Regions from separate parts of the Homo sapiens genome. Here all the other regions are linked to region 1. Evidence: chromatin loops called from intact Hi-C (ENCODE). Cell type or tissue: GM12878. All regions are shown on one strand.

Region 1 (2,500 bases):
TGAAACATTAGATAGGAATGATAAAATAACAATTTTTAAGTTGTTTCTTTCCTTGGGTGCACCATTGATTTTGCCTAGAACCCATTTATCCTAGCTTGCTTTTCTGTAACATAATGACTATTAAAAATATTTACTAAACTTTTTCTTGCAGGTAAATTAAGTAGTAAGAGTTAAGTTGTTTTTTGGACTTAATTTTCACATTTGTTTTTATTTTAACTTTTTATTTGATTTGTTTGTAATGCCACTCCCTGAGTAATGAAACTATTTAGCGCACTTTAAGAGACACCCCTTGACTTTGCATAGGTTTAGCTTCAATAGGAACTGTATTTTTGCATTGTGTGTCTTGACACCTTTGAGCATACTTTTATGTGCTGAATTTGATTTCTTATACATCATTTAACTATTTAGATATGTTGGTAGGGTGAAGAGGAAGAGGCACATCTTTGCCAAGATGGTGGAAGTAGTAATATCTGTGGTCTTGTAGGGCCAAGCATTTTGTTTGTTGGTGTCCTCGTGTCTTCTGGGCATGCAAAGAGCCCTAGGTCTTGAGTAAGCATTTGCAGGAGTTTTCCATGGAGGTCACCTGGTTGAGCTTTCCTTTTCTTGTGGCTTAGAAAGACTCCATCTCTCTCCAGTCCAACTCCTGGAGACCTGCCTGTCCTAGTTGATGTTTTAAAACTGGTGGTGCTTTTGTATTTTTTTATCCAGCCTTTATAGTTGTTGGCAGGGAAGTTGGTCTTAAAAGCTATTTATTTTCAGGACTAGAAGTGGAAATGAGTGGAATAGCATTGTGAGATAGATGTTATGTTACAAATGAAGTGCTTATGTTACAAATGAAGTTGGTTTATCAAGCTTACTGTATGGATGAAGTCAGATGCAGAACCAGCTGTGAAAAGGGGGGCATGAGGTGGGTCCCCACCATTGGCTCCTGTCTCTCACCACAGGTCCACCTAGCTTGTGAAAGTTTTTGCTCATTGCAGGCCTGCTTGGCCAAGGAATAGCAACCCTTGAGAGAGAACTGTAAATAGAGATTTAAAATGTGGTTTATCTCTGTGGTGATGAAACTCACATCCCTTTATGTAAACATAATGCTTGACTCACATTAGGCTTTCGAACATGTTTTTCAGAACATTTTATATTTAAAATGCCTGTTTTTGGCTTTAAAAAGGCAAGTAGAAAAAGCCACCAACTTTCTATCTCTGCTAAGGTCTCTTTAGTAGATAAGTGACTAATGTCAAACTCATACTACATTTTGGTCACTACATTTTGGTCAAAGCCTGGGATTAAGACATTTTAAAATCAGTCTTTAATTTTTTTTTTTTCTCTTTTGGAATGATTTTTAAAATCTTGTTCATACTTTGAGTTTGCTAGTTAGAGGTAACCGGAGCTGGGACTTTTAAAAAATCTTAAAAAATAGACACATAAAAATTAAAACCTCACAAGAATTTAAATGATATTAGAATCATATCATGTGCATATCACAAGTTTACTGTGAATATATGTGTGCATTTCTGTTTAACATATGCACACAAATACTCAAGGGTTATGCATCTGTACCCTTAATTGTACTTGATGGTAATTAATCATACATGTCAGACATTTAATATAAATGATTATTTAGTATTACTATTAATAGTTTTATAGAGCCACACTTAAGTTTCTGTGTTTCTTCTCCATTTATTAGCTCTTTTTTATCTATAATGAAATTTTAGGGTTATCAAGTTTTTCTTAATATTATATGTCATTTAATTATCATCACACATCTTGACAGTCTCAAGTTGAAAGACAAAGGCTTAGCTCTTACACCACAGTAACCCATGGCTTTAAACATTCTGTGTTCTGCCTACACCTTCCAGCTTCAGGTTGATTTTGTCTCTTACCCGAAATGCTTGTGACCATAAGTGTTTTCAGATTTTGCATTTTGGGGGGATTTTGGAATATTTGCATATACATAATGAGAGATTGTGGGGATGGAACCCATGTGCTAAACATAAAATTCATTTATGTTTTATATACACCTTATATACATAGCCCAAAGGTAATTTTGTACAATATTTTAAGTAATTTGTACATGAAATAAAGTTTTGGCTGCAACCCGATGCATGAGGTCAGTTGTGGAATTTACTTGTGGCATCATGTTGATGCTCAGAGTTTCAGAGTTTGGAGAATTTTAGATGTCAGATTTTTGGATTGGGGTGCTCCAAACTATGTATTCTGATCACATGCCTTGGCTTCCTTTACTGAAGCATCATTTTCCTCTATACACAGCATTCCTGAAGAATTCATCAGTTCTGACTGATGTCTTTCTGCCTTTTTGCCAGAGGGCTTAAGATAGCAGACATTGTAGGCCATAAGGTAATAGATTTACCTCCTTTAGTAGCGATACCATCACTATGCTTAAAGTTGGGACAGGGGAAATCCAAGCCATGGGAGACCGATAGCAAATAGAAGGGGAAGAAGTAGTGAAGTGTACATTTATTTGATCCTGCATGTATATTAT
Region 2 (2,500 bases), 120 kb before region 1:
AAAATACAAAAAAATTAGCTGGGTGTGGTGGCGGCTGCCTGTAGTCCCAGCTACTCGGGAGGCTGAGGCAGGAGAATGGCATGAACCCGGGAGGCAGAGCTTGCAGTGAGATGAGATCATGCCACTGCACTCCAGCCTGGGTGACAGAGCAAGACTCTGTCTCAAACAAACAAACAAACAAAATACAAAAATTAGCTGGGCAGTAGTGGCGCGTGCTTGTAACCCCGGCTACTCTGGAGGCTGAGGCAGGAGAATCGCTCCAGCCTGGGAGGTGGAGGTTGCGGTGATCCATGATCTCACCACTGAACTCCAGTCTGGGTGACAGAGTGAGATCCTGACTTAAAAAAAAAAAAAAGATTGAGATGGGGGGAAGAAGGTGTTTCTCACTTAGTGATATAGTGCTTTATGTACATACAGAAAACACTTCTCTTCCTCCAAAACCAGATATTGTATTAACAGTAGAAACAATTGAGATGAACTAAGTTTTTAAGGTAGTCCCAGGAAACTTTTTTTTTTTTTTGAGATGTTGTCTCGCTCTCTCGCCAGGCTGGAGTGCAGTCGCACAATCTCAGCTCACTGCAACCTCCCCCTCCAGGGTTCAAGTGATTCTCCTGCCTCAGCCTCCTGAGTAGCTGAGACTTCAGGTGCCTACCACCACGCCCAGCTAATTTTTGTATTTTTAGTAGAGACAGGGTTTCATCATGTTGGCCAGGATAGTCTCGATCTCCTTACCTTGTGATCCCCCCACCTCAGCCTCCCAAAGTGCTGGGATTACAGGTGTGAGCCACAGTGTCCGGCCTGGCCCAGGAAACTTCTTTGAGTTCCAAGTCAATCCAAAATCACACTTTTATATACATAGGTGTAATGGTAACCAAGCTTTGAAGGTCCTTCCGAGTTTCATCACAGTTCTGGAAGCAACAATTGAAAATACTGATGGCTATGTTTATTCTAGGACGGTAAAAAAAGGTATCTGCTTAACTCTGTACTTTTCCCTACTTAACCTAAATAAGCGCAGCCTCAATGTCTATGGACTTGCTTCTGTGGTTTAGTCTGGGGAGGCAAGGTCAACGCCTACAGGAGCTGGGCACGTAATGGAAACACATTAGTCAAATAAGAGATAGTGAGACTTAACAATGCCCAGAAAAAGCATGTCTCAGCTGAAGTCATTCAAATCCAAATACTGTAAAAAGAAAAAACACACATCGTGTGGGCTCAACCAAACATTGTTAGTTGCCAATCTGGACCCCTGGTTAGACCATCAGGGCCTAGACTGGTACCATCACCGTTCACCTCTTGCAGGTGCACAGTAGCTGAGGCGGAGGCCAGGCTTGTTTGTTTTCTTTAGAATCAGAATGAGGAGGCAGCCAAAATGAGGAAGTGCTGAAGTTTATTGCTATGAAAGACTAAGGGCTCCTCCCAAAGACACCCACTTGTTGAAGTGTTTACGTTGTAAAGCGTTTGACAGGGACAGGATATCGCCAATGCAAAGAAAGAGACTACAACCCTAAAAAACAGCAGCAAGAGGCTGGGCACATTCAGGTCTGAAAGGCTGCTACAAAACATTTATTAATATCCTGTTTCCTCCTACTCACAGTAATCCAATCAATGCTGATAATTTGTAACATTTATATTGTCCTGGGTAAATTGTGAAGAAAGTAGGGAGAAAAACTTGCAATCAGCAGGAAGTAGTTCCTAACTGGTGCCAGTTGCTTTCTGTTGAGTTTCTATTGAGCCCTGTAGTGCTAAATCCCAATATAATCTTAAAATCTGGAAGAAATGCCTGCAAACCACCAGCCCACGAGTCCATCCCCCCATCTCCAAGCAAAATAATTCTAAATCGATTAATGCAAGCTGAAAATCTGGAACATTCCATTGTGTGAAATTCAGAAGCTCATTTGATTCAGGATCCAAATTGTTCATTAAAAAAATGTAGCACTTATGTGTATTTACTGCTAAATGTTATTTAAATGGTTGACATCTGGTCTATTATAAAATCCTATGTAATTTGAGTCCTGATTATATTATTGGATCTTCCCCTTCACCTTCCAGATAGGATGTTCTTTAAAATGCCTTCCTTTTTTTTAATTAATTAATTATTTATTTATTTAAGACAGAGTCTCGCTCTGTCGCCCAGGCTGGAGTGCAGTGGCGCGATCTCGGCTCACTGCAAGCTCCACCTCTCGGGTTCACGCCATTCTCCTGCCTCAGCCACCCCAGTAGCTGGGACTACAGGCGCCCACCACCACGCCCAGCTAATTTTTTGTATTTTGAGTAGAGACGGGGTTTCACCATGTTAGCCAGGATGGTCTGAATCTCCTGATCTCATGATACGCCTGCCTCGGCCTCCCAAAGTGCTGGGATTACAGGGGTGAGCCACCGCACCTGGCCAAAATGCCTTCTTTTTGAATTTCAAGGAAACCAGGGATTATTTGAACTTTTTTTTTTTTTTTAACTACAGGGCAAATCAGACTTGGCACTTTTCCAGGTACTCATTTATTAA
Region 3 (2,500 bases), 150 kb before region 1:
TTTAAACAAGAGAAATGGCCCTTTCAAAATGGTTCTTGTATACTAGAAAGATAAATGATCTGTGTTTTCTTTATTTTACAAAATATAAGAAATATAGCAATTAGGAAAACCTTACCAATGCACTCAGGGTCTGAAAGCTGTGGGAAACAAAGCAATCACCTTGGTGCTTTCTCTGCTTTTAGAAAGAAACTTATTTTTTAAAATCCTGCTTTTAATTATATTACTTAGGCCCCAGGGTACTGAGTCTTTTCTAATTGTTTGCCTTTTGTATAAGGGTTTTTCCATTGTTTCAAGGTTTTATTTACTTACGTATAATTCAACTAATAGAATTGTTGACTCTCTTAGAAGTTAAGGTAGTTTGCCGGGTGCAGTGGCTCATGCCTATAATCCCAGCACTTTGGGAGGCGAAGGTGGGTGAATTACCTGAGGTCAAGAGTTCCAGACCAGCCTGGCGAGACCCCATCTCTACTAAAAATACAAAAATTAGCCACGCATGGTGGCTTATGCCTGTAATCCCAACTACTCAGAAGGCTGAGGCACAAGAATTGCTTGAACCCGGGAGGCGGAGGCTGCAGTGAGCCAATATTGTGCCACTGCACTACAGCCTGGGTGACAGAGTGAGTCCATCTAAAAAAAAAAAAAGAAATTAAGGTAGTTTAAAGGGTTTATTGTTTAACTTAATGATTAAATTCCCCATGTTGTCCCAAAATATGGCACTTCTTACAAAGAAAAGAGACACCATTAAAAAGTAAGTAGAATTGCGTAAGAGCAATTTTCAGAGTAACTATCTATTCTCATTATCCCCCAGCAAATTAGCCACTTCACAGATTATTTGCTGAAAACGTAAACTCTTATCAAAGACAGGATGTGAAAGCTAAGGTATTTGCATTACCATTAACCCTCTAGTGACTCTGCAACTCTGAAAGCTCTCAAAATATGTCATTTCTTGGCTGGCTGATCACCCAAATATGACAAAGACAGGTGTTATGGTTAATTTTATGTATCAACTTGACTGGCCATGGGGTGCCCAGATTAGACATTGTTTTTGAGTGTATCTGGGAGGGTATTTCCAGATGCAATTAGCATTTGAATCAGTGGACTCATTGAAGTAGACTGCTCTTCCCATGTATATGGGCATCATCTGATCAATTGAGAGCCTAAATAAAAGAAAAAGTGGAGAAAGGAGAAATTTGCCCTGCTCTGCTGAGCTCGGACACCTCATTTCAGCTTCTTGGCCCTCAGAACGTGATTTACATAATTATTTCTCCTGTTTTCCGTCCTTCTGACTGAATTGTACCACTGGCTTTCCTGGGTCTCCAATTTACAGATGGCAGATTGTGGGACTTCTCAGGCTCCATAATTGCATGAACCAATTTCTCATGAACCAATGCCTAGGTGACAGAGCGAGACTCTGTCTCACAAAAAAAATAAATAAATAAAAATGTATATATATATATCCATATGTATATTACTGGTGCTCTTTCTCCGGAGAACTCTGACTAATGCAGTTAAGGAACTATATATGCATCTAACTATGCATGCATATGTAATGCATGCAAGTTTTCTATAAAGTTGTAGAAATTTCTAGTTAGGGTCATCAGCATATGATCAGAGTCTGACCTTTTGTAAAACTCGAAGAAATATTCTCCAAACTCCTTCAAAATTACATTGCGGTCAATATATGGTAAGATAAAGAAAACTGGGTATGCTTTACACTTCAGCAATGTCTTCCTTTTTTTCTTTTTTTTTTTTTGAGACGAAGTCTCAATCTGTCACCTAGGCTAGAGTGCAGTGGCACGATCTCGGGTCACTGCAACCTCCACCTCCTGGGTTTCAGTGACTCTCCTACCTCAGCCTCCTGAGTAGCTGGGATTAAAGGCACCTGCCACTACGCCCGGCTACTTTTTGTATTTTTAGTAGAGACGGAGTTTCACCATGTTAACCAGCATGGTCTCCATCTCCTGACCTCGTGATCCGCCCGCCTCAGTCTCCCAAAGTGTTGGGATTACAAGCGTGAGCCATCGTGCCTGCCCCTAGTAATGTCTTTCTACATATTCCTTTAGTTAAATCACCTGTGAAAGGTAACATAACATTACCTTGCCTTTGTAAAATCCTTTATAATTTTTAGAATTCATTTGAGGGATTGAATTTGATCCTGTGAAGTAAGGTAAGGCACATTTTATTGTCCCCACTTTTAAAGGCAGACTCTAAAGCCCATTAGATTTTGCAGTCTTGTAGGAGATAACTACTGTTTTGGCCTGGCCAACATCCAGCCACCCTCTAGAAGTCAGTGCCTGGTCTTTCAAGGAACTAACCCTTTCCCAACACTTAGGTTACAGGATTAGATGAGTCGACCTCATACCCACAAACCTCCTGTCTCTAAAGAGAAGCATGTGATTCAAATTAGCCAATAGGTGCATCCCATTTCCCTGGCCACATTGACTGATTCAGGGTGGGGCACATGACCCATGATGTTTCAAAAAGAATTGAATCTGGTCCT

The links. Peaks named below come from ENCODE experiments on the same cell type or tissue, not always from the same donor. Only the 100,000 strongest peaks of a DNase experiment are listed, where the experiment ranks them.
Region 2: it touches region 1 in a loop (2.1-fold over the local background); 4 of 110 quality-filtered maps call a loop at or near these places.
Region 3: a loop joins it to region 1, with 11 times the contacts of the local background. A loop is called at or near these places in 2 of 110 quality-filtered maps.

Annotation. Positions count from the first base shown.
Region 1 is chr2:224,518,758-224,521,257 of GRCh38, reverse strand. All of the region lies in intron 3 of CUL3 (cullin 3), which reads left to right. Among named protein-coding and RNA genes, the nearest start is that of CUL3, 65 kb to the left of the region's middle. In GM12878, no CTCF peak of the experiment used is centred here; a DNase peak (open chromatin) is centred at 1,007; H3K4me3 peaks cover 764 bases; H3K27ac peaks cover 2,152 bases.
Region 2 is chr2:224,637,335-224,639,834 of GRCh38, reverse strand. The region is part of intron 2 of LOC105373909 (a long non-coding RNA gene); the gene reads right to left. Among named protein-coding and RNA genes, the nearest start is that of CUL3, 53 kb to the right of the region's middle. In GM12878, no CTCF peak of the experiment used is centred here; a DNase peak (open chromatin) is centred at 1,294; H3K27ac peaks cover 375 bases.
Region 3 is chr2:224,665,618-224,668,117 of GRCh38, reverse strand. No RefSeq gene overlaps it. Among named protein-coding and RNA genes, the nearest start is that of CCDC195, 49 kb to the left of the region's middle. In GM12878, no CTCF peak of the experiment used is centred here; a DNase peak (open chromatin) is centred at 957; H3K4me3 peaks cover 339 bases; H3K27ac peaks cover 1,050 bases.